Linked DNA regions of Mus musculus: all the other regions are linked to region 1. The links are chromatin loops, found by intact Hi-C in ENCODE. Cell type or tissue: heart. All regions are shown on one strand. Each heading gives the region's core, and the rest is flanking DNA. Links, peaks and the distances in the headings are about the cores only.

Region 1 (5,240 bases), core at 687-4,686:
CAAAGCCCTTACCACCAAGCCTAATGGTGTAAGTTCTACGCCCAGATCGCCATAGTGGGAGGAGAGAACCAACTTCCACAAGTTGTCCTCTAATCACCACATGTATGACAATGAAACATGCACACACACATGCATACACACACAATGTAATCCAAAGAAAACATTGTTATTGGAGATGGCAGTCCCTCAACACATGGGTCAGGTAGTTCTGGATGGAAGGTAGTTGCAGACAAGGAATCAAGAGAATCATGTGGATGGGTTCTTGTAGGCTCAAGAACTAAGACAGATGATTCAGGGACCTGCCCCAGAGCTCTGACTGGCCTAGCATCCTCCGATGCAGCCAGGGCCAGAGCCTGAAGCCCAGGCTAGTCTGTTTGAACACAGGTTGACATTAGAGATTCACTTAAATGCAGTGGTTCTTACTTCTCATACCTATACTTTGAAGTGGTTATAGGTAACATGAGCCTTAGTATTTATTTCCTGGTAAACGATCCTAGAAAAAGAAACCAAGCATGGAAGCAGCACCAAGGAGGCTGAGGCAGAAGGAACTTCAGATGGGGCTAGCCTGGACTAGCTTTGCATAGGGAAATCGAGCACACGGTAGATGAAATAAAAATATTACATCAGTATTAACTATGAAAATAAATAGTGATACATCTGACCATCTCACTGTCACCTGCAGCCTGAACAGGGAAACCCCCTCTTCCCATTCCTTTTTGCCCTCTCTCACACAGCCACCAGACAAAAGCAAAAGTCTGTAATGCACAGACTTACTTCAAAGAACTGACTATTGCAGACTTGGGGGTTGACAAGTGCAAAGTCTTCATGAGCAATGTTGGCGACCTGAAGGACAGGCATAGCTCGATGCATTCAACCCTAAGGCCCATCATGTAGACTTATAGACTTCCATCTTGCTGGCAGGAGGAGGGTCAGGTTTTGTTCTATCCAGGCAATAAACTGTTCAGCTAAAGCCTACCTACCTTATGGGAAAGCAATCTACTATTACTCTACAGCCATCACCATCCCATAATATGCCCCAGAAACATCCAGCCCAACATTTGATCACATTGCTTTGCTAAGCTGGCTTTAACCACCCTCTTCCTCGTTGCCTATGCTCAATACAGCAACCAAAAACTACTATTAAAATGAATGAATGTCAAGAGTTCAGTTGGTAGAGTGCTTGTCTAGCAAAACAGAAACCCTGGCTTCCATCCCCAGTGCCACATAAAACCAGGGGTGATGGTATGCACCCATAATTTCATCACTCAAGAGGGAGGGGTAGGGGGCTGGAGAGATGGCTCAGTCGTTAAGAGCACTGACTGTTCTCCCAGAGGTCCTGAGTTCAATTCCCAGCAACCACATGGTGACTCACAACCATCTGTAATGGGAGCTGATGCCCTTCTTCTGGTGTGTCTGAAGAGAGCAATGGTGTACTCAGATACATAAAATAAATAATAAATCTTTATTTAAAAAGATTTTTTTAAAAAAAGAGGAAGGGGTAGAGCCATCAGAAATTCAAGATCATCCTCAGTTACAAGTGAATTCCAGGTCAGCCTGGGCTCCTGGGCTGGTGTCTCATGGGCTGTGAGTATGAATGAAAGAGAGGTGACCTGCCACTACAGCCTGGTACAACCTGCTCCACAAGTGAAGGGTCGGATCTGGCTATCCTGCCCTCCCTCGGCGACAGAGTACCTTTACTCAGTCCACACTGGGCAAGGGAACTAAACAGCAGTTGTTCCAGGTGAGAGCACTCACACCAGTAACTGGAAAATCTGTAAGTTTCTCATCTATGAAATGGGGGTGATGGATGAGATAGAAGCCACCCAGTGAAGGCTAACGTCAGAATCCAGGCCACCAGAAAACCCCTTGAGAGGTCTGAACTCTTGGCATGAGCCATTTATTAAACTCTGTCCCACGTGATGCACAGTTATTAATACTTGTGTTTCTGTGTCCAGGGACAACCTCAGGTCGCTGAGAGGGGCTCAGTGTGGGCCAGCCCGGTGCCTGTAGGTTCAGGTTCCTCCCTATGGCCCTCAGGGAGAGAAGGAAGCTCTGCAGACCCAAGGCCGGAGCCCATCAAAGGTTCTCACAGAAAGGCATGCAAAGCCGCAGAGACCTCTGGACTGGTGAGGAGTCCAGTTTGAATTCCAGACTCGGGTTTGGGGTGTTTGTGTTTTGCTACTTGCTATAAGATCCTGAGCACGAGCCTTAACTTCTCTGGGCTTCAGGTCTCACCCATGTAAATTGTAAAGAGGTAGATTCAGGCCTTAGGAGGGGAGCCTCTGTCGGAACTTCTCTGTTCCCCCTCCAGCTGACGTTGCTACGCTTTTCTCAAAGCTGAGCCGCCCCGCACTTATCAAAAGCCGGCACTGTTAGAGACTTTCCCGAGTGTGTATTTAGTAGGCAATATTTGTCCCGCTGGTCTTTGCCCTGGGCTTCCTACGCACTGGCTCTTTTGTTTCTCTGGTCCATCTGCCCTGATGGTTCTCATCTGGGGGTTGTCCTAAGCTGCTCAAAGGGCCAGGTTTGTTTTAATTAAAAACAAGACCACCGAGTGGGCTGCTAGACCCTGCTGGAAGGCAGGGGCAAAGATCTGTGAGATCCTTTCTTTTCTGACGTTTGGTTTTAGATCAAGACCCTAGTGTAGGCTATGCAGGTCCCTAGTCATGGGAGGGGCGGAGCCTTGGAGTCCTGGGGCATGAAGCAGCAGTTCCTGTCCATGCAAGGCGAGAGGGTGCTTTCCACAGCTGGGCCAGGATGGGACGAATCTTTGCTTCGGATCTGTTTTCCCGGTGCGACTTCTTCCTAGGCAGGTTCCTTCTAGACCTAAGTCTCGTGTTGGATGCTGCCTAGTGTCTCCAGCAGATCTCAGAAGCCCAGACTGTTGCCACCAGGGTATCTGCCTTCGCCTTCTCACTTGGCCCTTTCTCCCAGGGTCGGCCCGCAGCTCCGGGGCGCCCCCTGCTGTCCGAAACTGCAGGCCTTGACCTTAGCTGCCCCATTCATAGGCAAACTGGGGGGTAAAACTTGCGCAAGGAGGCCTCAGGACATAGTGCCCAGGCCCACAACGTAATTCAGATACCACACTGCCATCCTTTCTTTAAAATCAGAAGGAAGAAAAACAAATTGGGGGTGGAAATTGTGTTTTAATATGTAATATTAATATACCTTTAAACTAACCCTCATAAAATGGAACTCTAAATACGATAATAGGGAAAGGGACCTGGGGCCCAGGGAAATTCTAACACAGCCCTGTGCTCCCTTGCAGCTGCTCAGGAAGGATCTCTGGGACATGACACTGATCAGGATCCTGTATTTTTCTTTAGTAATAACATAAAAAAGTATATGGTTTACAATGGTCTGAGAACAAACCTATGGTTTAGGCTTCATATCTCAAAAAATAGATGTACTTGGTGTTCATGAAAGTTACAGATTTGATTCCATGTGGAATACAGGGACAGTCACTGTGGGGTAGAGACTGGGTAGTAGCCCTCACGGCTGCAGCCACTGCAGCTCTGCCTTTGGAAGGCTGGTTAGTCACTGTAGAACCCCTACACTGAGGTGGTGGGGAGAACCCTGTGTCTATATACAGTCACAGGCCGAGGTGGCTGGGTTTAAGGCTGAAGTGAATTGGAAGGAAAGATAGAAACCAACATGTCCATGTACTGAAAAGAGTGTTCAAACTACACGGCACAAATCAGTGAACCGTGATGGTTGGCTGGCACCTCATGACACACAGCCACAAAGGCTGCTGGTTACAGAAGTGGGGACAGGAGAGAAGTCAGGAATGGGGGCAGGAAGGAGCTGCACTCAGGTAGATTGGCTAGCCCTGTGAGAGATGCCTCTCCATGTTTGTGATACAAGAAGTTTGCTCAGCAGGATTTAGTGCCAGAAACTATGTCTCAGACCCGGCTCTCCTACTTCTGCCTGGGTATCTCCTGTCTTTTTTGTAAACTGGAATTTAGTGTGTGTGTGTGTGTGTGTGTGTGTGTGTGTGTGTGTGTGTGTGTGTGCACGCGCGCGCGTGCACGTGTGTTTGTGCTTGTGCGTGTGTGTGAGCATACATGTTCCTACAGCACTAGTGTGGAGGTCGGAGGATAACTTGCTAGAGTCATTTCTCTCCTTCTACCACATGGGTTCCGGATGGAACTTCGCAGAAGCGGGCCCTGGCGATGCTGGATTTCAGAGGTGAGTGTGAGCATTCCAGAGCTGAAGCAAAGCCCCAGCTGACAGTGCTTTGCTTCCAAATTTTGGAGCAAAACACTAAAAAGGCCAAGACTCTACCAGAGCAGGCAGAGAGGGTAAAAAGAAGCCAGTAGGCAACAAGCCAGCCACAGACACTGGGAAACTAGGAACAGAGAAGTAGGAAAAACCTTGAAGAGCATGGTCATGAACCGTGTCAGGGTTCAGGGCCAAAGGTTGACAGACGATATGCTAAAGGGAACATCCCAGTGTGGCATACAGAGGCTTGGAAACAAAGGGTCTGATCAGGTGAGACCAAAAGAGGAAGCTAGTAACAGCCCAGCCCCTGGCTTTGGATGGTTCCAGGGCCTAGCTGAAGGGGTGTAGGGTCTGTGAAAGATTGGACTGCTATGGGTGTCTGTCTAGGTGGCCCTGGTCCTGTGACTTGCCTTTGGACCAGTTCAATGTTTTGCCTGCCAGTGAAGCAACAGGACTTGAGGTGGAATTGTACAGGGACATTGTGAACAACCAGCCAAGCAACCCAGGAGACAGTAGGCCCCATGGGTTACAGTCCATTTGAAGAAAGGGATGAGAGGGCCCCATCAGCATTCAGTGTGTCTTGTGGCCACTAGAGAGCCTTGAATGCCATGCCTTTCTTGACTCAGACTAAACCCTCTGAGATGCTGAGCCTTGAATAACCAGAAAGACTAAAGCAGGTCTGAGCTCAGTGTCCTCGCCACAAAGCGGGGTCCACAGAGCACAGTGCACCCAGAGCTCCTGGGGTAAGCAAGATTCCCAGTCCCTACCCCTGATCCTGACCCAGTGAGTCAGAGCCTTCTGATCTCTGCGTGACAAATTCTCAGGAAGGTCCCAGAGTCACTGCTCAGTTCCAACAGGACTTTGGAGAGTCCAGGAAAATGTGAGACAACTGGTTTAAAAAAATGTTTAAAAACCAAGAAAGAAGCAGTAGAAAGGGGTGTTTGTTTTGTTTTTAAATTACTGTGGAGGGCATCCAGATGACTCAAGGAGTAAAGGCCCATCAAACCCGACCATCTGAG
Region 2 (5,240 bases), core at 577-4,576, 580 kb before region 1:
TGCTCAGTCTGGTTGGCTCCGCTCGCTCCAGTCCAAAGATTTATTTGTTATTATACATAAGTACACTGTAGCTGTCTTCAGACACACCAGAAGAGGGCGTCAGATCTCTTTACAGGTGGTTGTGAGCCACCATGTGGTTGGTGGGATTTGAACTCAGGACCTTTGGAAGAGCAGTCAGTGCTCTAACCGGCTGAGCCATCTCGCCAGCTCTCTCGTTTCATCATTCTTTACTATGTGAGCATCAAATTAGCATATTGTTGGATTGAATTGTGTTGGAATGCTTGATCTTGAATCCAGTTGTTATTGACTACCGGCTTGAATTTCATAAAAGAAACCAATAAAGAAATTTTAGCTTCAACAACTTCTGAAATGACTCTAATGACACTCCTAACATTTTGTGCTATATATGTTTATGAAAAGTGGTATTCTCAGCTCTTGACAATGATAAAATCAAAGTATCCATGTCACAGAGCAACCAAACCCTTCATGACTGAGTTCAGATGCCACTGTTGCCATAAAAATCAACCAAGTCCCTCAACTGACCTGCGACTTCCCCCACCTGAACTCTCTCTGGCCGCTCCCTTGAGGGTTCTTCCTTTGGGGACCTCAACATGTCCTCTTTGTCAATGCTCAAAGAAAGGCCTGATACCTCACCTCTCAGAAGTCTTCGTCTCCCAGCAGCACCCAGAAGAGAAACTTCACTCAGTACACTCCCCTAGTCCCCTAATAGAAGGAACTGCATAACCATTTCCACAAACTCTTGGTTCTAGCCCCTAACTTAACAATTCAATTTTAAGATGGAAAAGAATAAAGTGCTAAATAATACATCCTAAGAAAAGCCAAGAAACAGGATCAAAGTAAGAGGTACAAGGGAAAAGCCACTGCCCAGAGATGGAGTAGAGAGCTGAGCTTTTGAGCGTGGGAGGCTCTGCAGAGGCTGCAACCCCACCCCAACCCCACAGCGGCTGGGGCAGCTTTTTCTCTGCTGAGCTGTCAATCCACTTCACTAATGCTCTTACCACTGAGAAACTGAACGGTGGCCGGAAGCCCAGAGTAGCCCTTTGGGTGGGGTAGTAAATCCTCCAATAGGACTTCTAGTAGTTACTGGAAGGGTCCAGACTTCAAGACCTTTCTTGCTTTCTCATGTTGAAATCTTGAGGATGCTGGGATAGTCTGACGTGTGGTCAGAGCTATGAGGAAGTAACTAACACAGACAGTATCTTTGTCTGCAGTTCCTAGCGGGGTAGCACATCATTCAGGAGACAGCTTCTAGATGATACTGAATCCCAAGAGAGGGGCCTGGCAGATGAATGACATCAGCTAAGGCAACCTGAAGGGCCTCGTGCCACACAACGATAACAGTAAGTACCCTCTATCTCACTTCAGACAGTCTGAAAGGCAGGCTTTTGGAAAAGCATCATCCCCATTGAGAGGATGGCCCTGCCTGACAAATTCTGCTGTGAGGGTGTGGGAGGGGCGCCTTTATGTCTTCTATTTCCCTTAAGAAGTTCAGTCACGTTCAGTCACATGCCTGGCTCGCAGTCTGTTTATCAGGATCAAGCACGCTCTCTGGAGAGCGCAGACAGCAGGATGGGCCGAGCTCGGATGACAGTCTGCCCTGTGGAGATTGACTTTAATGAAGCAAGAATAAACAGGAAGATTAAGTACAAGCAGAAACCAGTGACAAGTTCTGAGCTCACCTCTCTGCTGGAATTGAAGGGCTCTCTGCCGCTGAGCGAGTCTCTGTTAGAGAGAAAGAGGCATCATCTGTTTGGTCGCTAATGATCCTGTTATCCACATCGGGCCCCAGTGTGCGCAAAGAAAAGTTTTCTCTCGATTTAGAGAGCAACTTCTGTATGTTTTATTTATATCTACTCACAAAACAAATTGTTTTCTAAGATTGGAAAAGTTAAGATTGATAAGGGTTGAGAAAATATTTAATAAACTGAAAAATGACATCCTTTTAGGGATTAAGGATTGCTAGTATTACTCTGCTATCTGCACCGAGCATTCACACCTACTCGGGTGTTTGTGGCATAAACGTGGCTAGTTCTGCGGGGAGATCTTACAGAAGGATGACTGTCCTGGAATAAACAGACCAACCAGCTAGTCTTCTTTATAAAGCCACTTCTTAGGGCTTTCTAAACGGATCCTAATACCCGACTGTTTTGGTTCCTCATTTCGTGTATGATTTTTGAAAAGTAACTTTTTAAAAACCTGTTTTGCAAAACAGCCAGTAAGCAAGTCCAGGATTCCCATCGGCCCTCTGGAGATGCCATTTCATTCATATCCTGAGTACCGAGTATTTTCTTTCTTTTTTTCCCCCCCACTATTGTGTTTCTTTTGGAAAAAAAATAGATCTTATTAAAACTGGAATGAAGTCTGAATTAGCTGTAGCACATTCTGCAGTACTTAATTCAACTGGGAGTTGCTTCGTGACTGAGTGTATGTAAATGTGTGTGCCTGAGACCACTGAGGACGCCACAATGTAGCTGACAGTCTTTAACACCTGTACCAGTAGGTGGCGCTCCGATCCAGCCCGATGCTCTACCCTCCCGGTTCTAAGGTTCAGGGAAAGGAAACTAAGCAGGACACTGCTATCTGTCCGAGTGTACCCAAGTGATCAAAGTATACCAGGGATCAAACATTTGCTTTTAAAAGCTAACGTGCACAGCACTACAGTGTCCACATTTAGCAAAGCTACCCGAATGCCCGAGAGAGATCAGGTGGTCCGGACAAAGGAAGCCTTTCTGGAAAGGGCTGCTTAACCTGCCTTCTCTGGATAGAACAGACGAGACATGAGGCTCCGAGGCAGACATTCTGGGCAGAAGTGGCTTCCAGAAAGGCTTTGTGAAAGCCAGAGAAGTATGTGTGAGGAAGATGAAGCATTCTGGGTCTGCTCTGAGCAAGCCCATGAGAGAGAGCTGCTCACAGGGCAGCCAGGCTTCCTCTCGTGAGATGGAAGGCAGAAGGGGACAAGAAACAGAATCAGACCAAGTTTTGTCTTGCATTTAATTTTTGTTTTTGAGTAGCAGGAAATAAAATAGGAATTAGACAAAAGTACTTACAGTTTTACTTTATATTATATAACTCTAGACTATATTTATTTAATTATATTATATTTAATTATATTAAATATATTTAAAAATGTAAAGTCTAATCAATGGCTAGACATATGTGGGTTTTTTTTTTTGTTGTTGTTACCATAACAAATGATTTCCTAACTTTCTGGCTGCCTCCCACAATCTTCATGTATGTTTTTGTGATGTGAGACTATACACGCTTTCATGTTTATATGTGTTCATGTCTGTGTTAAATATAATTTAAAAAGTAAAAATAAAACAGGAGCAGTCGGTCCAGGAAAGCAGCAGACACATAGTCCCCTTCGAAGATGCATCATTAAGAGAAAGGACCTAGAAGACAAGCTCAGACTGGGAGGTTGGGGGGAGAGCATTGGACAGAAACAATACAATATAGAGGGGCCCAAGCGTGATGGAGAGAGGCTTCCCTTTAAAGCCTGGAAAGGACAGGGCGGGTGGGATGGTGCAGCCGTTAAGACGTCCCAAGGCTCTACCCAGAGTGCTCAAACGGTGGCTCACCATCCTTAACTCTATCTCCAGGATATCCAGCACTGTCTTCTAACCTCAGTGGGTACCAGGCATGCATGTAGCACACAGACATACATGCAGGGGAAATATCACACATAAAATAATTATTTTCAAAGGAGCTTCATTAAGAGTGTGTGTGTGTGTGCAAGAGAGGAATGGCAGGAGGGAGGGCGGGGTGGGAGAGGGTAGAGAATCTTCACTGGAATGAACCAAGTCTAAGAAAGAAGGAAAAGTCATGAGCTTTTCATGTTTTCTAAGTCTGGGAGGCAGACAGGAAGTTTCAGCTTCACATCATGTAATTTAGTTCAACGCAGTGTATGTGACAGGGAGGACGGAGGGGTCAGGTATCCCAGAGTAAGAGCTGTAGTGTCACTGCATAGACTGTGGCTCAACTCTCTGTCCCTCACCGCAGAGGGATGTTCCCTCATCTCTTCAGGCTGTGGTTCTGTACCTTTCAAAGTGATCATTGTCTTTTAGGGGCAAGTCTGTGTGCCAGCAGTGTAAGTATAAGTGTAAGGCACGCGTGCATGCGTGCTTGTGTGTGTATGTGTGTGTGTGTGAGTAAGACTATGTGTGTGTCTGTGTGTGTGTGTTCAAGTATGCATGTCTGTGTCTCTGTGCATGTGTGTGCGTGCACGTGTCTGAGTGTCTATGTGTGTCTCTCTGTATGTGTCTATGTGTGTGTCTGTCTCTGTGTGTGTGTGCACGCACATGAGCACACACGCATGTATGTATGGTGTATGGAGGCCCGAAGTCAGTGCTCAGCATCTTTCTTGTTTTCCTCTGTCTTCATTTTTTAATACTGAGCTGTGCATGTGGAGGCCAGAAGACAATTTTCAGTAGTCTCTTCTCTCCTTCCACCATGTGGGTCCCCAGAATCAAATTCTGCTCATCTGCCTTAGCAGCAGGTGCTAAGCCATCTCACCACCCCTCCACTTTATTGTTTTTCCAAGAAGGGCTCACTGACCCCGGAACTTGCTGATTGGCTAAACTGTTCAGCAAGATGCAGGGATCTTCCTGTGTCTGTCTCTTCAGAGCTGAGATTTCAGGTGTGTGCCGCCTACCCGGCGTTTCTCACAGGTCCTGAGGATCTAACGTCGGTCCTCATGCTTGCACATAGCAAGCCCTGTGTGTGATTGATTTATTTTACCTAAACTTAGAACAGCAGAAAGGTCCCAGGCAAAGATAGGTGTCACATCTAGCATGGTTCGAGGGACTGACCAAGATGGGGCATCCAGGGAAGGAAGAAATGGCAAGACATACAGATTCAGAGAAGCTGGGATCGTGTGGGCTCAGTAATCTTTCTGATAGAGAAGCTGCCGCACTCTTATCTTAGCTCAGTGTGTTTGTTATCTATACTTGACAAGAAGGTGGGGCTATTGATCACAGCCCAACAAGGAAGCAGGGTTTGTGGTATACAGCTGGATCAAGGAGACATGTTTCAGTAATTATGGTAAAAGCCAGGTTTTCAACATCTGGGTGGACATTTTGTGCACACACTATCCAAATCTGCACATAGACCAGAAGGCTTTGCCATCCCTTGGAGCCTCACTGGGCTAGGGAGGGGCTTTGCTATTTCCCATGGGGCTGAAGCATTGGAGTCCTTGTCATGGGCATGTGTGTCAGCAGAAC
Region 3 (5,240 bases), core at 671-4,670, 300 kb before region 1:
AAAAAGAAAGAACAGCACTCAATTTCCTGAGAATTGGATTAGTAGGAAAGGAGCCTGCGGAAATGGGAGTAGTTCTCCCACTGAGAGGCTAAAGACACCACAATGCCCCCCACAGTGATGATCCAATAGAACCCCTATTGTGCACTGAAGTGCTAGGGTCCGGTCTCCTCACCTGGAAGCACCTGGACCTATTCTTGGGTCTCTCAGGTTGGCTCTTGGAGAACTGTGACAGGGGCTTCAGTGAGTCTAGTAAATGGGGGAGCAAGTGGAAGAGGGTAGGTTAGAAAACGCATTGGGGGCAGGGCGAGCTAAAGCAAAGTCAAGAAGATAGACCCAGGGCCAGATCTTGAAACAGCTTTGAGTTACCTGTCCACTGAGACAGTAAAGGAGGAATCTGGGAGAGGGCAGGGCCATTTAGAGTCCATTGAGAAGACACAAAAAAATATTCTGAGGCATGAGAAAGAAAAGAGGAAGACTTCTATGGCCACCTAAGCCACAGTCACTTTGCCTTGGCCACTTTGTTTTTTTTTTTATTTCCTGGCAAAGTTTGATGCTCTTTGAATTACACCCTTGCATGTGCTTTCTCTGAGCAGCATGGTGGGTAGATTGTTTTGTTTTGAGACAGGGTTTCTCTGAGTGGCCCTGGCTGGCCCAGAACTTGCTCTGTAGAACGCAAATTCAGTGTGTTCTGAGTGCAGGGATTAAAGGCATGCACCATCACACCTGACACATAATAACTAGATTACAGGTGGTGTTCTTCTTACAAATAATCAGTTGAGGATGGTAGGTCAAATAATACTGCCCAATAGGTCCCAGTTCTGTTAGAAGTCTGTAGAACGAGCTTTCCTCCGGTGAGGAAGAGAAACACATTTGCTTCAAATTTGATGCCAAGACTTTGCAGTGAGGGATTTGAAGTCATTTGAAGAAGGGGACTGCAGAAAGAAGTTTTTTGAGGACCCAGAAAATGTCTGTGAATTATTCCTATCCGTTCCCGGGCTACCACGGAATGTCTCAGAAGATGATAAAATCCTCACTTTTCAAAAAGCACCCTCCAGGCAGGACTTTTTCTGTTGCTGGCCATGTTGTTGCTAGCCTGATCTTTTCTACTAATGCAGAAGCTAAAACTTGTTTTACAAATGTGAATGCTTAGGTTTAAAACACCCGAAAGGGAGACTTCACTCTCCCTCATATCCTTTATCTTCTTTCCTACCCTACTAGATTCAGTCAGACATAAAAGGCAGAAAGCCCCTCTCCCTTCCCCCAGAGTCTTTAACCTCAGCTCAAGCTCAGGGTAGTTGGCTTTCTCTTCCCTGGGACCTCGTCTGTTCCAGAAGGTTCTTCACTTAGCCAGTACACAGGTTTCTGGAGCCTTGCCTATCATAGGTTACATAGGCAAACATGTCTGAAAACCTCTGTCACAGCTTAGCCTCAAGTGGGGAGCCCACCCACAGCACTGTTTTGTACCTAATGGTGCTCCGTAGCACTGAAGCAGAAATATTGTAGTCAGAGCATGTGGAAATGGCTAGGACATAGGCATGGGAGAGGGTCTGAGAGTACAATTAGCGTTGACTAGATTATATATATATTTTATTATTAGATATTTTCTTTATTTACATTTCAAATGTTATCCCTCTTCCTGGTCTCCCTCTGAAATCCCCCTCCCCTTATTCCCTCCTTTATTATAATTCTTATAAAAACCACACAGTACTTACTAGATAACTCTACCTATAGTTTCTATGTGTACATTAGATTGAACGGAGAAGATGAGACGATAGGCAGATGGTCAAGTGGCTTTCTCTCATAGAATTTTCCCTTTAGTGCCTTTCAACGGTATCATTTTCCCACACCCCCTAAAAACTAAACCTTCTATATTTTCAGTTGGTTCTTTTAGTTTATTTTTATAACACTCCTTGAGACAGGGAGAGTAGCAGGATAGTTTTATTTAACTTGCCAAGAAGCAAGACACAAAGAGATGATCTGACTTGGCCACCATCCCAGAGGGCATCTATGGCAGAGCCAGGATGGTCTTTTAGTCCTCGGGGCTCTTGGGCTTTTGTTCTGATGTCTCTGCATATAATTGTTTTGATAGCAATTTCTCTGCTTCTCTCTCACTAGCCTAATCACGTGTGTCAATCATATTCAAGAACATCAAGGGCCTAAGGGTCAGCCACAGTCTCAAGAGAAACAGAATCAAAAGGAGAAAATAAGGCATTTTCTTTTTCAAATGTGTTTGTCAGTCGTGGACTCATAATCTGACAGGGTATGCAGGAGGAAGTTGAGGACCTCCGCCCTAGGCTGTAGCTAGAATAGGCTCTATTAGGCTTTCTGTCTACAGCTTAAACCAAGTGAGCAAGAACCCTCAAGGGGATCAATGGGTTCTCCACCCAGCCCCTGAAGAACCAGGAAGGAAGTCCTCTTTTCCTTCCTCTTCATAGATTCACCCCTGTAGCGTCCCTGTACAGTCTCGGGATGTACAAGTGTGGTGGAGAGCACGTGCAAACCTCCTACCCTTGGCCATCTTGCTCCACTTCACTTTCACTTTACAGAGCTGAATCCTGGGGCCCAGGAGCGCTGCGCCCAGGAAAAGGCCACTGGACACAAGGCGACCTCCGTGCTCGGACCCCGGAGTGCGCGTGCGCGCGGGCCTCGAGCCGCGCCCGCGCGGGGAAGCCCCGGGGCTAATCTCCTGCCACTCATCCTTGGGGACGCTGGCGCCCGGGCCACAGCGCCTGGAGCCTCGCGCCGGGGCCCAGCTGGGCCGCACGCGGAAGGACAAATAGTCCCGACGGCTGCTGCTCCGCGCGCCCCTCCGAGACCGCGCTCGCCCCGCCCGAGCAGCCCGGCCTCGGCCTCGGGCGGCGGGAAGTGGGCGGCCGCTCGACCCCCCGCTCCTCCCTCTGGGGCCTGGCGGGTGTACGAAGCTCCTCAGGGAAAAGTAATTGGATTCCGGGCTCAGCGCTGCCGGGAACGGCGGAAAGCCGCAGCTGAGGCTGCAGCGCGTGGGCGGAGGAGGGCGCGGCGGGGGAGGGAAGGGTGCAGACGCCGCTGGGCTCTCCCGCGCCCCGGCGACCTGGCCGGGGCAGGCTGCGGCGGAAAGCCGGCGGCCGCGGGGAAGGGCAAGCACGCTTGCCCCAGGGGCCCCCGAGTGCGACGTCCTCACGCCTTTCCCAGGCTCCACCTAGTCTGTGGAGCACACCTGGCTGATGACACCCGCCCAAAGAAACGTTTGGGAAAGCTGAAGTCTGTCAGCATCCCCCAGGGTTTCCCTCCAAGCTCTGATGTGCAGCTGAGGTGGAAGAAGAGCCTTTCTTTCATCCAGTATGCAAGTGGAGAATTCCTCTCCTTCACGAATGTCACAGGGAACACAGTAGGAAAGTACCTCAAGTCTTTCCTTTGGTGACAGACTCCCCCAAAGTTCCCTTTCCCCTGAGAAGATGGATCACAAGTGGGAGCCTTAAAGAGGGTTTATTGTTTTCTGCTTCTCCCCTCCTGAAATGGTAGGAAAGTTCCAGAACTTGTAAATGACTAACTTTGCAGCTCTTTTGTGGTATATGGGTTTTTTTTTTCTTTTTCTTTTTCTTTTAATTCCCTTTACTACATCTCACACAACTCACTAGGCTTTTATAGAGGAATTTCTCATGTACCAGGCTCTATTCTGCTTACCAGGGACATAACAGTGAATAAGCCCAAACGCTCTGGGCTCTTGGACTTTGTTACAGGCGATGAGACAGACACACCGTTGAGTGTCGTGTGATGTTAAGTGCTATGAAACAAACAATACTGCAGGGCAAAGGAGGCTACAGGTAGAAGACATGTGCAGTGTTAGCTTAGACGAGTTGATTTAGAGAGAGATTTCTGAGGAAGTGTGCTTACAGCAGGTCTGAATGAAAGAAATTAGACAAGCAAAACATACCTAGACAGGTAACTTCCCGGATTGAGGAAGGACAAATCCAAAGGCTCTGAAGCCCGGAAAAGTCGAGTGAACACTTAGCAAGTAGTGAGGAGGCCGACATGATCGCTGCTCTGAGCACCTACAGTTGGAAATGAGGGTAGAGGCTCAGGGCCATAGAGATCAATGGTATTAAGGGCCTCAGGTTGCTTTTAGATTTTGAAAATTTTTATGTATATAAGTGTTTTGCCTGAGCCGGGCAGTGGTGGTGCACACCTTTAATTCCAGCACTTGGGAGGCAGAGGCTGGCAGATTTCTGAGTTCTAGGCCAGCCTGGTCTACAGAGTGAGTTCCAGGACAGCCAGGGCTACACAGAGAAACCCTGTCTCGAAAAACCAAAAAAAAAAAAAAAAGTATTTTGCCTGAAGGCAATGTATATATGTACATGCAGAGGTCAGAAGAGAGTGTTGAAGCCCCTCAAACTCGAGTTATAGATAGTTGATTGAGTCACTATATAGGTCCTGGAAGCTGAACCTAGGTCCTCTGCAAAAGCAACGAGTACTCCCTACCCCGACCCCTGCTTTTAATGTGAAACTTTTGGAGAGTTTTATGCTCTGAGTTTCCAATCTCTCTCCTTCTCCATCAGACACTAGGATTGCCTTGGCTGGTCTGAAACTCTGCATATCAGGCTGGCCTTGAACTCACAGAGACCCCCCTGCTCCTGCCTCCTGAGCACCGGGATTAAGGTGTGTGCCCCCATGCCTAGCTGTTGTGGTTGTTTACCTCAACTTTAGTTCATCACCATTCTAACATATCCTACCTTCTCCGTGATTGCAACAGGTCAAAAACTAATCTTGCTGTCTTTGTAAAATTTATATAACTCCTTTCTCAATAATACCAGCTCGATCTATGCCACCCACACTAAAATGTTTGTCATTGTCAACGCACTATTTCTTCTTCCTTATTTTACCTGGCCTGTTGTTAGGACCTTTAGTGTATCACCAGAAGTACCTCATATCAAATTCCTTCGTGTATCTCCACTTCATGCTTTTTGCCTAAGACCTTGAACATTGCCAGCCAGGATCAGTTCAACCGTCTTTTTATGGTCTCTCCGACTCCCTTTTCTCTCTGTTCCAATGTAACTTGCCAGAATAATTGCTCACTTTTAGCACATCTCTTCATGCCCAGATAGCTTTATGGGTATATTTTCTCTTGCATTAAATTTAAACTCTGGTGACTGACTTTCAAGCTTGTCCTCCAGTCGGGGTTCTTTCTGTCTTTGACCCACTCTTCAGCCTGTCTCCTCAGTAGGTTAGATGTGCCCACCAAGTACCTTCCTGTTCATTTACTT
Region 4 (4,000 bases), core at 1-4,000, 130 kb before region 1:
GCAAGGTCACAGCAGTTAGGACATGTAAGAGAGCCTAAGATGGTACAGGCTGTTTCCTAAAAAGTTATTACAAGACCACTCGAGCAATATCTGAGTTAAACAGTAAATATAGAAAGGTTAATTAGATCGTTTTGGTCTGTTGTACAGCACACATGTTCACGTACACACTAAAGATGTTTGAAGACAGTAGAATGATGTTCACAACTGACTTTTAAAATGGTACAGAAAGAAAAGTTTCTGTCCTTGTAACTTTTTTTTTGTTAAGTGTAGGACTTTACAAAATTAAAACAGTAACCAAAAAGATTGTTTAAAACCTAAATGGGAAAATCTCTGAATGAGTTTTTAAGATTGATGTTGAGAGCTGGAGAAATAAAGAGCTTGCCTAGAAGGTCTGAAAGAAGGTCCCAAGGACTCATAGAAAATCTTGGTGTGGTGGTGTTGGAGGCCACCTTAGCACTTGTGTGTAGGGTAGGGGTAGGAATCGGAAAATCTTTGGGACTCACTGGCCAGCCAGTATGACTAAATTGGTTACTTTCAGATTTCACTGTGTGCCCTTACCTAAAAAACTAAAATGTAAGGTGATAAAGGAAGACACCTGCCATCAACTCTGGCTTCTATACACATGTATGCGTGCGCACACACACACACACACACACACACACATACATACACACACATCATCACCATCATCATCATCATCACCATCACCACCACCAAATATAAGTAACAAATAAATTTAGTAAAAGCAATCTTGTGTTCATGAATAAGGAACAAAACCGTCTTCACCTATATTAGATTCTCCTGCTAGAGTCTTATAAATAGCCCGGCTAAGGACAGAATAACTAGAGAAACAAAAGTTTCCTAATGTGTAGCAGACTAGCTTGTAGGCATCCAGAGATCAGAAACGGAAAGGGATGGCTGGAGCTGCCTTGCTATAAGGAAGAACAGACGCTTAAGGAAGCAGAGGACTTTATCTGGGTGTGGTGCCTGAGTCCTATTTGCAAGAAGAGATTAGGGTTTTCATATGGAGTTTTTGTTTGTTTGTTTGTTTGTTTGTTTGTTTGTTTGAGAAATTCTGCTTTTAAACAGATAAATGATTTCAAGAATTCATACTTTAAACATAAAATGATTGTTTCAGAGTCGCCCCCCTCCCCCCAGCTGGCCCTAAACCCTGAATTCCTTCCACAGCTTCATAAATGCTAGGATTACAGGTGTGCATCCTTCCCCAGTACAAAGTAATCCTTATGCTTCAGTGACCGACTTTGATGCTGTGCTGCAATGCTTGTAACTTAAAAATGATGTATTAATTATGGGTACCTCTTACATTTATATTCTCCATTTAGTATGAATTTGTTTTTCATATAAATAAAGCACAGAGCTTTTTATATAGTATGGTGAGGATAATCAATAATTAATGTCATGAAGTTACAGAGGAACCAGTACCAAAGGAGAGTGTAGCTGATGGTCACAGGTTTCTTTTTTGCTTTTTTAAAGCTTTGTCACTATGTTTCAATATTAAGTGCAGTTTAAATAAAATTAACTAATATATCTGTAAATTTATTAGATGATATTTTCCTTACATTATAGAGAGCTCTTGTTAAAAATCACATACTTAATAGTCACTGTGTTTATAATAAATTTGTATTTTAAGTTAGAATAACTTCTAATTATCAAATTCTCTTAAATTTATATGAGATTTAAAAAAAATTTTTTTTAAAGCCAAAGCTTAGGACTCTAAGTACTACAACATTTAGTTGAGGAAGAACTTCCAAGACACAAGGGGGCACTGTCTTTCTATAATCTGAATGAATTTTACCTAGCTTTTTCCTTACTGTAAATGTTCTTCTTTCCCCAAATTTTTCTTCATAATCATATAAGCTAAAATATTATTTGGCTAAATCTACAATACTCAAACCCATTGTAAGCATTCCTAGTTTACAATTCACCATGCCAGTAGCATAATGCTGAACCTTTTCATGTGTTTACATGAGTTTGAGAACGGCGAATGATTGGCAGGTTGGAGGTGGTCAGCACACTCGGCTGTTGCTGTGTGGGTCTGGGTGGAGACTGCTGTAGAACCATTGGGTTGCTCTGGGGAGTACAGCGACTATGCTTGCAGAGCAGCAGGATAAAGACTGCACTGTTCCAGCTGCAGCTGCATTTTCCATCAAGTATCGCGTTGGTGCTGATGACTGTTTTGTTTTTATTGTCATGGAAACTTGGATCTGTAGAATGGATATTCTATTCATCTGGGAAAATAGCAATTCCTTGCATAAAACATAGGGCCTTCCAGAGCAGTTCCTTAAAATAGATATTCCCTGAGTATGATCCAAAAATTTGAGGAAGTAAGAGTGGAAGAAAGCAGTCGTCTGACCACTTGTTCAGAATTAACGGATAACTACATTAAGCTCATTACTTGCCATTAGAAATTTGAAAGGCATGGCATTTATTTAGTCAGTGTAATTGCTATCTGCCCTCTAGACATTTCTTTCAGATATTAAGATCTGTTGGGAATTCTGAACCTATGTCCTATTAAGCAATTGCTTAACAAACAGCCCTTTTAACTTCATGCTGCTTATCTGTTATAATCTTCCACTCAAATGTCTTTCGTCATGGAACACTTTTTAAGGAGCTTTACTCAAAATGAAGAAATGCTACTAGAAATTATTATTCGTTTTGGGAATGAAAAGAAAGAACAGAATTAACGATGAGGTCAAAAGGTCCTTATACATAGCTTTATGAGTTGTGAATAGAAAGGAATAACCACAAGCCATTTTCTGTGTAGTCCAAGGGAGCTCTAATTGTAGTTAGTGATTTAGAAAATACAAATGTTTAGTAAATGATAATAACATGCAGATGAGGCCAGTGTGAGTTAAAAGAATTCTCAAACTTATATTGAGAAGAGGGATAGTTATGTTATGACAGCCTATTGAAAGTTATTGGTGAGGCTTTCTACAGGGTAAGGCTTTTTAACATCTTAAAAAAATAAGAGAGAAATGTCAGAGTGCCAATGTTTTAAGTAAGAAAGTCAGTAATAACCTATGACAGGAAGTGTCATTTGAATGGGACATGGAAGTTCTTCCCAGAGAATGGTTGTGCCAAAGGGCTATTGAGCCCTGTAAACTTCAGTAGAGCAGAGGATTTGAAATGTAAAAAAAAAAAAAAAAAAGACACATACAAATCTATAAAAATGCTCAGATAGAAGGGCAGAGGAGATGGCTCCTTTGAAAAGGTATTTATCACACAGGTGTGAGGATCCCAGTCCTAGAGAGGTAGAAACAGGAAGCTTGCTGGGATTCACTGGCCTGCCAGTTTAGCAAGTGTGGGATCTCAAAGACCCAATGGGCCACAGACAACATTGTGTGATGAGATCACAAATATATTTGTCTACATTGGCTATAATACTTATTTTTTAACTTATTTTTTAAGTGTAAGGATTTTTTATTTGTGCATATATTTATGTGGAGCTGGGGTAGCTGTGTGAGGTAATTAGTTGTAGGTGAGTTCAGGTGTTTTTAGAGTTCATGGGCCTCAGGCCCCAGTGTGGAGCTAAAGTTAGAGGCTGTTGTGAGCCATCCAATCTGAGTGCTGAGAACTGAACTTAGGCTCTCTGCAAGAGCATTATGTGCGCTATTAATCACTGAGCCATCTCTGCAGCATCTTAAGTATAAGTTTTAGTGTCGGTTTTAAAACTATGTTTTACAGAGCTTAATTGCTTTATTGTATGTGTGTGTGTGTGTGTGTGTGTGTGTGTGTATGTGTGTATACATATATATGGAGAGAGAGAGTCTGATATAGGTAAACAATTTTCAAAGTCAATGTAATTCCTATCCAACAGAGAGATGTGCTTTAAGAATGACTTCTAAATAATATGATTTACTAACATCTTGTACAAATACCTATAACAAGAATTTTTAAAACTTGCACAACTATGTGACATTGAAGTTAACTAACCAAAAGCTGATTGCAGAAAACTCGGAACTGGGCATTCTGTGAGTGA
Region 5 (5,096 bases), core at 1,097-5,096, 280 kb before region 1:
TGGTTCCAAAAGCATTTAACACCATACCTTGACCATGTAAGAAATGTGTGCTAAATATTTTTTCAATATTTACTTATTGATATTAACTTAGTACTTACTGTTAATTAACAGGATTTTTGTTGCTAGTTCTTTCTCATATTCTCAATAGAATTCTAGCTCTATCCAGCATACTCAATAAATAATGTAATAAGTGCTATAAAGTTCAGATTAAATATTTTTTACATTTATTTACTTTGTGTGTATGTGTGTTAGTGCATGAACAACATACTATAGAATGTACATAGAAGTCCAAGGACAACTTTGGGATTTGGTATCTCCTTCAACCATGTACTTCCTAGGGATAGGACTCAGGTGGGGCCAAGACAAAAAACAAAAGTAAAAACAAAACCAACCAACTAACCAACCCCAAAATTATACAACAACAACAACAACCACCCCCACCCTCAAACCCAAGAAACAAATCAACCCACTTTGGGTTATGCAATATACCCAGCCCTAAAGCTCCACTTTCAATATTGAGTCTTCCATATTTTTCAGGAATAGATTTGGCCCATTATTGATGGGAATATTATTTCTTTATTTAGAAACACACAGATACCATTTGAAAGTATAAAAAATTTCATCCTCTAATTTCAAAATTCTAGCTCTCTTTTAAATAAAGCCACATGTACAGAAATATATTTACATATTAAGTAACTATAATAGAATGACTTGATATAGCTTAAAACAGAAGAAATAAATTCAGGTTACCATCAAGTCTAGTATCCTGGATACAATGCTAGGTGCTTATCAGTACCAACCCACAAGGAACTCACAATCTAATGACAAAACAACACACAAAATAAAATTGAATTTTCCACAATAGATATGAAAACCTTCCCCAGTCAGACTTTCAAAGTGAATCCTCTGATGTCCTCTAAAATAGCTGTGTGAGCAGTATAAGCTGCCTCTCCTTTGCCTTGGAAACAGCATACATCTCGCATGGTTTCATGCCACCCCTTCTTCTTGTAGTAATTATTTATCTCAATCAGGGGTTTCTACTCTGCTTTTGATCATTCAATTCTCAGACAAAAGACACACAACTTTTATATTTATAATGACCCTTTAATGTACTAGATCTGGTCAGATATCTACCTTCTAAGCTATTATGTCTACTTCCCTATCAATAACCCCGAGTTGTAACTTGCCACATTTCATCTGGCTGTCCTTAACTCCAAGTGGCCAGCTCTCATGGCCATGTTTTCATGATTCACCTACCCCATGGTGTGCTCTCTTCTCTCTACCTACTACCCTCTCCTCCTGGTTCCTGACTGGGAACCCCAAGCCCAAGAACCAAAACTCTGCCTATCTCTCTTCTGCTCATAGGCAGTGGGTATCTTTATTCACCAATCAGGGATAACTTGGGGACAAGGTTACCTAAGTGCAGATTCTCTCATCCCTGGGGGCAACCAGGCCAGTAGTTAGTATTACAATGCATAGCAGAAGACCAAACCTCAGCATCTTCCCTAGAGATTGTACCACAGAAATATGGCTTTACCAGTTACCTAATCAAATTTCCTGGTTGTTCTGTGACTGCTTTTTGCCTCACTTTTGTATACACCAAATTACGGATAACCAAACCCTGTTCATTTAATCAATGATGCTAGACTTGGCTCAGAACTGTTTGATTTATATTGGAAACATCATCAAAGATCAGATCTCTCCTTGCGAAGACTTTCTTCTTGTCTGTTTGATTTACTCTGGCTAGATCTTGAGTTTGGAAGATGACATTCATTTTTTTTTTTTATAGCATTTGCAAAAATGTTCTCAAAGACTTCAGCAAATTGCCTATTTGTATGTGGGTTAACCATCCGCTAGTCTTAGTTGGAAACGGGATCGTTATCATTTTTTAGGTGAAATCATGCTACTTTGTTTAGGATGGAGACACACTCCACAAGTTGCCAAAGCATGTATGTACCTAAGTGGGACTGGCTTTGGGGGTGAGTAGGCTACCATTAGTTCTGGAATGGTCTATACGGAGGTCCCACATATAAACCTTAATTTGCTTCTCTGGTTGGACAGCTCTGGTTGCAGTAAGTACAGCAATGGCACATTTAACTATCTTCTTTATATGAACTTCTGAGGCCAACGGCTCCTTCTTACAGTCAGGATACTCAAGAGTTGGCCACTGTCTTCAATTCGTTTCTTTGGATGCTTGTCTCGAGTGTTTCTTCTGCTTGGGCCTGGCTGGTCTTCTCTGTGCTCGCAGACCTCAACACAATCACCTTAGCTTCCCCTCAAGTAAACCTTAACTTCCAAGGCCGAATTTTTCCCCTTTTTCTTTGGGGCTTCTTCAGGCCAAGTTCGGAACTTGCTCATCAAGACTTAACTTCCTGGGGCTGTCTCTCTGGTTACAGCAAAGGCCAGGCGCAATCCTTTCCCAGAACTTGGTGTTGCAGCGCGGGGCTCAGGTGGGACGGCACGCTCAGGTGAGCAAGCTGATGAGCGCGGCGTGAGGGGCTTTGCGCTTTTCCCACAGAGTCCGCCCACCACAGCTGCGGCTCCACAGCCGGCCTCGCCTCCCGCGTCCGGCGTGGCTGAGCTCCGGAATGGCTGCGGGTGGCAGATCCAGATGCTGCCCAGCTGCGTCCCCGTCGCGGCACTTCGGGGCGCAGTGAGCTTGAGGAGACGGCCGCCGCCCGCCGTGGGCTTTGTCCGTCCGCCGCTCCGCCCCGCCCCGTGCCTCCCCGCCCCCTCCGCGGTCCCACTTCCTCGGCGCGGGAGGCGGGAGCGCGCCGGGCAGCGAGGGGTTAAGCCGACGCGCTTGAGGCGCGGAGGGATCCGGAGGCGAGCGGAGCTCGGTGCTGAGGCCGCCTCAGCGGAAAAAAAAAAAAATGTCCGCCTGAGGAGACCCACAAGTTCTATCGGGGGGACAGCCAGCCCGCCCGGGGAGCCACGGGCGGCTAAGCCCGAGAGCCGCCCGAGTCGCGCCGACTCAAGCACTCGCGGGGGCCCGAGGCAACGCAGCCGCCGGCGGCGCGTGGGGAGGGGGAAAGCCTGAGCCCGCGCTCCCGGCCAAAGTGAACTTTAATCGGGAAGGTTGGATGCGGAGCCCGGGCGGCAGGTAACCGCGGGCGGCGGGCGGGACGTGCGGAACTCAGGTCCCTTTGTACGGCGCGGAGCCCGGGGCCGCGTCCAAGTTGCGGCGCGCGGCGGGGCGGAGGCGCGAGCTGCGGGGTCCAGGCCCGGGCAGCGGCGCTCGGCCTGCGCGGCGCTCGGGGCTCGGCGCTCGGGGCCGGGGAGCCGCCGAGCCCGCCTCATTGTTCCGCGAGTCCGGGGCAGGGCGGCCCAAGTGGGAGGTGGAGGCCGGGCGGGAGTTTGCGGGGCGCGGACGCGCGTGGGGCGCTCTCAACCAAGCCGGGGACCCCCGCTGGGGACGTCCGGGCCGCAGACGCGGGCCTGCGAGCGGCGCGCTCCCCGCAACTTGTCAGCTCTATTGTTGCTGAGCGAGTGAGTCACTTGGTCTCCGGGTCGCCGCCGCTTTCTCGCTCCCTCGCTGGGCGCGGGCTCGCTCCGTACTCCTCCCCGGGGGCACCCCGAAGCCGAGCCACCTTGGAAACTTGCGGGAGCCACGGAGCCACGCGTGGGCTCCCGTGTCGGAGCGGCTTCCGTCACTGTCCTTCGGGTATGCGTGGGGATCTGGCGTGTCGCTCGGCGCCCCCCACCCCGAGCGCTGCCTCTCTCTCTCTCTCTCTCTCTCTCTCTCTCTCTCTCTCTCTCTCTCTCTCTCTCTCTCTCTCCCTCTCTCTCCTTCTCACGTCGAGCGTCCGGGTGTCCGCGGCTCAGCCTGTCTTCTCTGCCTTAGGACCTGCTAGAAGTGGCTGAAGATGAATCCCCAGCAGCAGCGCATGGCCGCGATAGGGACCGACAAGGAGCTGAGCGACCTGCTGGACTTCAGTGCGGTATGAGAGCTTTCCTCCGCATCTTGGGGTTCTGCTGAGGTTTCCCGAGATCGGGAGCAAGAGAGAAAAGGGGGGAAAGCGACATGGCAGCGGGCAACTCCATCTGCTTTTCAGCGCTAGTTCTCAGGGCTGGAGTCCAGCTCCCCCAAGTTGGACACCTGAACTTTGATGTAATGTCTAGACTTGCAGATTTCAAACTTTAATGCCAGAGGGGTCATTTGATTTAACTAGTTAAAAGAAGAACAATGTAATCATGAGCTCTGGTTGAGTCACTCCCTTCTGATAATTATTAGAGATTTTAGACTTTATATGAAAGAAAAAAAATATTTTTTTTCCTGAAGACTTCTCAGCATTTCCCTCCCCACGACTTCATTTAGCCTGTGGTACCTGAGAGATGCCAGCTTCAAAAAAGCCAACCCCAGCGCTAGAATTCCCAGCCTTGTGAGCTGACTGCTTTAAGTATACATATGCCGTCTGCATATGTAATATGGAAAATGATTTAAAAATAAAAGGTGAAGCTATAGAGCCCATTGCCCTTATTTCTTACTAATGGATTGAATTTCAACGTTAACTGCTCCTAGAAGGCAGGGCCAATACCTGCTGTATTAGAACTGTTATTATCTTTCCTGTATGTGGTAATTTCATCGGACATGATTCTGATTGCAAGTGCTTATTAAGTAATGTTAATGTAATGAGAATCACTTAGGGCCAAAGTGAAGATCATGGGTAAAAATTTACTGTTTAAACTTAATTATCTTGTAATCTTGCCTGTGGCTGGGTTTTCATAGCAAATGTCACCGGTTCTCTCAAGCAATATTAGTAAATAATATCACTTGTTATTGCCAGCCTTGGTCTGAATGGGTCTTCCATTTTTATTTCAAATTCTCTATGAAAATTAGGAACCTAATTGATGACACTTGGTGAACTTTTCTTTGCAAGGAATATAGAAGAATTTTAAGATTAATAGGTACATTTGGGTTATTTTGCAGATGTTTTCTCCACCTGTTAATAGTGGGAAAACGAGACCAACAACACTGGGAAGTAGTCAGTTCAGCGGGTCAGGTAAGACGATGTTGAAAATCAGAAATTTCTATTTCAGAGCACTGACATATTTTAGTAGAAAAGTCTATAAAGCATTTTAGTGCCTGCCACACC
Region 6 (5,240 bases), core at 549-4,548, 360 kb before region 1:
AGAAGAGGGCATCAGATTTCGTTACGGATGGTTGTGAGCCACCATGTGGTTGCTGGGATTTGAACTTGGGACCTTTGGAAGAGCAGTCACTGCTCTTAACCACTGAGCCATCTCGCCAGCCCCCCCATTAGTTATCTTTTTACTTTGTTTTCACATTTGCATGAGGACCTGCCTTCCTAGAAAGGGACATGGTAGTGGAAGCCTGGAACCAGTCTGTGGCTGGAGCTGAAAAGGTCAAGGGGTAGCATCCTTGGGGGAGCTAGAGTATTGCTTGTTAGTGCCAAAGCCTTGTCAGATCTGTGAGGAGAAAGAGATGGGGTTGGGAGTGCAAAGATGGAACAGGAAGGGAAAAGAGAGATACAGAGGGAGGGAGGGAGGGAGGGAGGGAGGGAGGGAGGGAGGGAGGGAGGGAAGGAGGGAGGGAGGGAGGGAGGGAGGGAAGGAGGCAGGGAGAGGGGATCAAATGTGAGGGCAAACTGGAAGCCCAACTGAGAAGCAAGTAAGACATTATCACCAAGGCAGAAACTAAACAGCACTAAGATGGTTTTGTGGCTTTTTAAAAATGGGTGCCAGCAGCCCCAGCCTGTGGGTGGACACGCTAACCTGCCGGTTCTTCCACTGGCTGTATTCTGCAGTGTATGCAGCTTGGGTGGGCTCTCAGCCAGGGTTGGGACATGCCACATCTCCCCATCCAGTTGACCTTCCTAAGAGAAGGACCAGAACTGGATGTAGTACGGCTGGGGATCCAGAAGCCTTGACGACTTCTAGCTCAGCTTCAGGATAAAGTGAAGGATGTTCTAACTAGGAAAAGGTTTCAGTCCAAGGCTCACAGAAACTGGCAAAAACAAAGCCATCACTCCTTTTATAACTGAAGCAGAAGCGACCAGAAGACAACTGGAATGTTTCCCGTCATCACATTTACTAAAATTCCCTTTCCACCCAGGCCTCTTGGACTTTGCCACTTATGTCCTGGATCCCCTCTCACTATGGAAAGCCTTTCCCAGTCTCATTCTCTCCAGCGTCTCTACAGTTCCCTTCCAAGTCATGCATTTAATCAGCTGTCTTCCTATTGCTTATCCAGCATCTCTGTCTCTTTTATCCACCCATCATCTACTGTCTATACTGACCTGTCTTGTTATCCACCCATTTTATTTCACCTTAAATATGTTCTCCCTAGGATCTGGGCTCTTCTCCATCTACCCCCTGCAGCTGCTCTGGTGGCTCCCGCTCTTACAGGCCTCTTGGTGGTCTCTCCTGGGTTCAGCTTTGCCATGCCTCATTGGTTTCATAGAAGTCTGCTGCCTCCTTTCTTTTATCCCAATTTTTGAGGCATGTAAACTCCTGTTCTTTAGATATACATGCTCGCTTTGTAGGAGGTCTTATCCCATGGCTTTAACTTCTATCTCTTTGTCAATAACTCCCAGATCTATGTTCTCCAGTCCTGACATTTCGCCCCAAGCTGTAGACTTAGCAAATCTTTCTACTTAATGTTTTCATCAGATAACTAATAAGCATTTCAAATCAAACATTTTCAAAATAGAGTTTGATTTTTCTCCCCTAAACTTATCTGTCCCAGTTTCCTCCACAGCAATGACTGGCTTTATTTATCCTGTAGCTCAGCTTGTGTGCTTACACCTATATGGCATACAAGCCCAGGTATGGGAGATCCTGCCTGGCCCAAAGCCCTCTTGGTGGAGACCAGGACAGGATGGAATAGCTTCCTTGAAATTCCAAGCAGGGGCTGGTGAGATGGCTCAGTGGGTAAGAGCACCCGACTGCTCTTCCTAAGGTCCAGAGTTCAAATCCCAGCAACCACATGGTGGCTCACAACCATCTGTAACAAGATCTGACTCCCTCTTCTGGAGTGTCTGAAGACAGCTACAGTGTACTTACATATAATAAATAAATAAATCTTTTAAAAAAAAAAAAAAGAAAAGAAATTCCAAGCAGATGGTTGCCAAAAGTGGTGCCTGAGCCTCCGCTCAGGATTCTGCTGCATCTGATTGCGTAGGAAATGTTAAATCCAAAGTGCTTCGGGAAGGGGGAAGGGGGAAGGTGATTGGTTTGAATTCCTGCATCTAATTAACCACACCAGCCTCCTGACAAATGATCTTACTCTCAAGGGGGTAGGGAATTAAATATTTCCAAAAGGCAGTTTCCTAGAGAAGGAAACCCATGGGCAAAATCATCAGGTCTGTCTGGCACAAAATGCTCTCATCTCAGTGGCTGGAAACAGTGACTGTGTCGCATAGATTACGGAAGACTGCAGGAATTACACAAGGCTGGTTAGAAGGCTGCATTTGCACCTGAGAACCAAGAAAACCTCCATTCTACTGAGCCAGCCAAAGAGAAGAAATGTGTGAAGAATTGTCTACTAAACTCTAGGAGTTGAGCCATATGGAAATGAGCCATGAGGATCCTGACCCCAGGACTGAACAAAGCATAAACAAAGCACAATGCAGCTATTTTGGCTGGGCAACTTAGTCCAGGAACACCGCCATTTTCTTGGACATGTACTTTTTAGGGCTGGCCTGCAGGTGGTGGTGTAGCCCACAGAGGATTGTACAAGCAAGAGTCCGATAGGATGCTAGACCTAGATTCATATCTATATTAGGATTTTGTCCAAGTGTGTCTTGCCTACTTGATTCCGGATATGATTCATTAAGCATGAGGGAATGAGACCTTAGCCTGCCAAATAACTCCTTGCCTATTGATCTCAAAACCTTTTCCTCATCCAGACAAAAGAAAAGTCCCTTCCAGGTGTGCTTAAAAATGTCCTTTCTTGCTGGGTTTTGAGTATCCACAAAGAGAAGCCATCTATGGGATCAAGTGGCCAGTTCTGTCACAATGCTGGTGTAGCTGGTACCTAGACTCAGTTGAGTAGGTATCTTCCTCAGCTGAGTCAGCCCAATGCAGACAAAACCTGGACATACTAGGCTTGGCAAGAAGCCTGACATGCTGGTAGTGGGGTCACTACATTCCTGGGTTCAGTCAGACACCCAGAGAAGTCTTTACGTTTCCCGAACACCACTGCTCATCTATGGGGAGCTGGGAAAGGAAGCCTGAAGTTTATTCAATTCAGTTAAACTTAGTTCAATGGAGTGACTCACATGACCTCTTTAAGTGAATTCTGTTAGTTTATATTTTCTCTCCATCCCTTCGTTCTCTTCCAAGCTAGCTTCTGTGTGTACGGGGCCTGGAATACATTGGGAAGGGACATGGCTGTGAGGTAGCATTACCTAGAACCTCACTGGTCAATGATCCAGGGGCAAGGTTTTCTACTTTCTGAATTGGTGGTCACTGCAGTGTTATTTTCCCTGTCTAGACATATGAGGAAATTACCTCTGAAATTCATGGTCCTGGTCATCTGAATGTTCTGGCTGATAATATCTGGAGCCCCCTGATGTACCTCTGTGCTCTCAAAACCACTGGGTCTGTCAGAACGCGGGACTCGCTGGACTACCTGTGCAATCCCCAGTCATGTGAGCTCCGTGGTGACGATGGCTCATGCTTATCTGTCAGCTTGCCTCCCACTGCCGCCTCCTCACCTCCACTCATTGCCAAGAATCCGGCCTCTGGCCTTCTTGTGTCTGCTTTGCCTTCCTTTTTCCTTCCTCTTGGAATCGGGTGGGGCAGTTCATCTGTCCACCCATCTCCTCATAGGCTCTAGCTTTCATGGGCAGAAAGGGCCTTTTCTATACTTAAGAAAAGACACCAAGAATTGTACCCTCCATATTAGTCATTAATAACTTTGAACTTAAGAAATCCTTCCAGACACTATCTAAGTCTTACTGTGAAACCAAAGCAAAATGTAAGCAAAGGAGAGGGTCAGAACCTGACTGTGCAGAGCTACTCTGTCCATCAAGGTAAAGTCTAGCTCCAAGGTGATATGTACATCTAAAACACACTGGGGGCTGGAGTTAAGACTGCTTGCTGCTCTTGCAGAGGACAGTTCCCAGCACCCACGTCAGATGGCTCACAACTGCCTGTAACTTAGCTCCAGGAGAATCAGACGCCCTCTTTTGACACCTATGAGCAATGACACTCACATGCATATACCTCCCCCAGCCCAGACACAAACACAATTAAAATAAAACCTTCAAAAGCAAAAATAAGATAAACGAATTCAATTAAAATATAAAAATCCACGTTCTGAAGTCACATAAGCTACAGCTCAAACTTTAAGTAGTCCTATAGTCAGGAAAAAGGTAGATCATTAACATGACAGCCCCTTTAAAGGATAGCTATGCTCTCTGGAAGTTCTAAAAAAACCCTCTATCTAGATGTGTGAGAAACTTCCTGGAAGAATAAATTCTACAGGACATGGTTCTCCATCTGAATATATATCCTGAAACAATTACTCACGATGCTCTTTGCTCTGGACTCCCAAGAGGCCAGCTTAGTAAGCTTCACCTACTTTCTCAAGGGCCAATGTTGCTCTCCGTCCCTCCTTACAGGAGGCTAGTTGTGTTCCTAGGCCTGGGTTAAACCACGATTTTATCTCTGAGGTGTTTGAGATTTCAACAGAGCAGCATCCAAGAAGAGGAGCCTCTGCCTGTGGGGCCTAGGGCGGCTGCAGTTTCATACCTATGGAGCTGGCCTTGCTCTCAGATAATCACACCCAAAGGAGAAATCAAGGCAGCTCTGTAGGGCTTACAAAGGAATTTACTCACGAACAGCAATGCCAGAGCCCACAGCTGCACTAGCGCTGGCCAAGCTCAGATGTTAATTCAGACAGCCGCTCAGGGAATGTCCGTGGCTAGAGCAAGCTGTCCAGCCAAATAGAAGTGGCAGGAAGCAAGGCCCTAGGATGTATTGGAAAGCCAACTCCTGGAAGGTCTGAGCGTGCCCAGGCCTCCCAGCTGCATATGTTTTCACCCCAGCCAGGGGTGTGCCCAGCTGGGAAGGCTGAGTCGTCACATCATTGCAGAAAACTGGAACAGCATGGCCAGGACCTTCAGCACTGGGAATAGCATCAGATTTCCTCCCTGGACTCTGAGCATGAGAGACTGTGAGGTCCAGGAGTATGTGTGTGGGAAGGGTCTAGTCTGCCTCCACCTGGGGGAAGAGGTTTCTAGAAGAGATCAGAACATCAGAGCTTCAAATTAAGTTATCAGGATAGAAAATCTACCTGTCAACCAGCAGGAAACCTAGGTACCCAGACAAAAGTGAAAGGGCTGAGGTGGAAAGATAGACTCAGGTGTCGCCGACAATTTTTTTAAAGATCAGTCAGTTAATTC

The links. Hi-C counts contacts between places; a loop is a spot of excess contacts. Peaks named below come from ENCODE experiments on the same cell type or tissue, not always from the same donor. Only the 100,000 strongest peaks of a DNase experiment are listed, where the experiment ranks them.
Region 2: it touches region 1 in a loop (9-fold over the local background); 23 of 42 quality-filtered maps call a loop at or near these places.
Region 3: a loop joins it to region 1, with 2.1 times the contacts of the local background. A loop is called at or near these places in 3 of 42 quality-filtered maps.
Region 4: a loop joins it to region 1, with 3 times the contacts of the local background. A loop is called at or near these places in 12 of 42 quality-filtered maps.
Region 5: a loop joins it to region 1, with 2.3 times the contacts of the local background. A loop is called at or near these places in 8 of 42 quality-filtered maps.
Region 6: a loop joins it to region 1, with 5 times the contacts of the local background. A loop is called at or near these places in 34 of 42 quality-filtered maps.

The regions. Positions count from the first base shown.
Region 1 is chr9:71,829,676-71,834,915 of GRCm38, reverse strand. No RefSeq gene overlaps it. Among named protein-coding and RNA genes, the nearest start is that of Cgnl1, 61 kb to the right of the region's middle. In heart, for the core only: a CTCF peak has its summit at 2,967 (motif pointing left); a DNase peak (open chromatin) is centred at 2,945; H3K27ac peaks cover 436 bases.
Region 2 is chr9:72,405,791-72,411,030 of GRCm38, reverse strand. Gm27230 (a long non-coding RNA gene) reads right to left here. Exons shown (of 8, transcript XR_003948355.1): 6 at 1,701-1,743; 7 at 1,020-1,618; 8 at 136-314. BC065403 (cDNA sequence BC065403) reads left to right here and starts at 1,164. Exons shown (of 2, transcript NR_152222.1): 1 at 1,164-1,361; 2 at 1,543-2,387. In heart, for the core only: a CTCF peak has its summit at 2,519 (motif pointing right); a DNase peak (open chromatin) is centred at 2,530; H3K4me3 peaks cover 1,482 bases; H3K27ac peaks cover 494 bases.
Region 3 is chr9:72,130,812-72,136,051 of GRCm38, reverse strand. No RefSeq gene overlaps it. Among named protein-coding and RNA genes, the nearest start is that of Tcf12, 22 kb to the right of the region's middle. In heart, for the core only: no CTCF peak of the experiment used is centred there; a DNase peak (open chromatin) is centred at 2,851; H3K4me3 peaks cover 1,889 bases; H3K27ac peaks cover 2,201 bases.
Region 4 is chr9:71,957,994-71,961,993 of GRCm38, reverse strand. All of the region lies in intron 5 of Tcf12 (transcription factor 12), which reads left to right. Among named protein-coding and RNA genes, the nearest start is that of Tcf12, 150 kb to the left of the region's middle. In heart, for the core only: a CTCF peak has its summit at 1,776 (motif pointing right); a DNase peak (open chromatin) is centred at 2,123.
Region 5 is chr9:72,109,583-72,114,678 of GRCm38, reverse strand. It overlaps Tcf12 (transcription factor 12), which reads left to right and starts at 2,860. Exons shown (of 21, transcript NM_011544.3): 1 at 2,860-3,103; 2 at 3,845-3,941; 3 at 4,931-5,003. The coding sequence starts at 3,867. In heart, for the core only: no CTCF peak of the experiment used is centred there; DNase peaks (open chromatin) are centred at 2,798, 3,358 and 3,908; H3K4me3 peaks cover 3,091 bases; H3K27ac peaks cover 2,439 bases.
Region 6 is chr9:72,189,574-72,194,813 of GRCm38, reverse strand. No RefSeq gene overlaps it. Among named protein-coding and RNA genes, the nearest start is that of Gm27188, 61 kb to the left of the region's middle. In heart, for the core only: a CTCF peak has its summit at 2,537 (motif pointing right); a DNase peak (open chromatin) is centred at 2,503.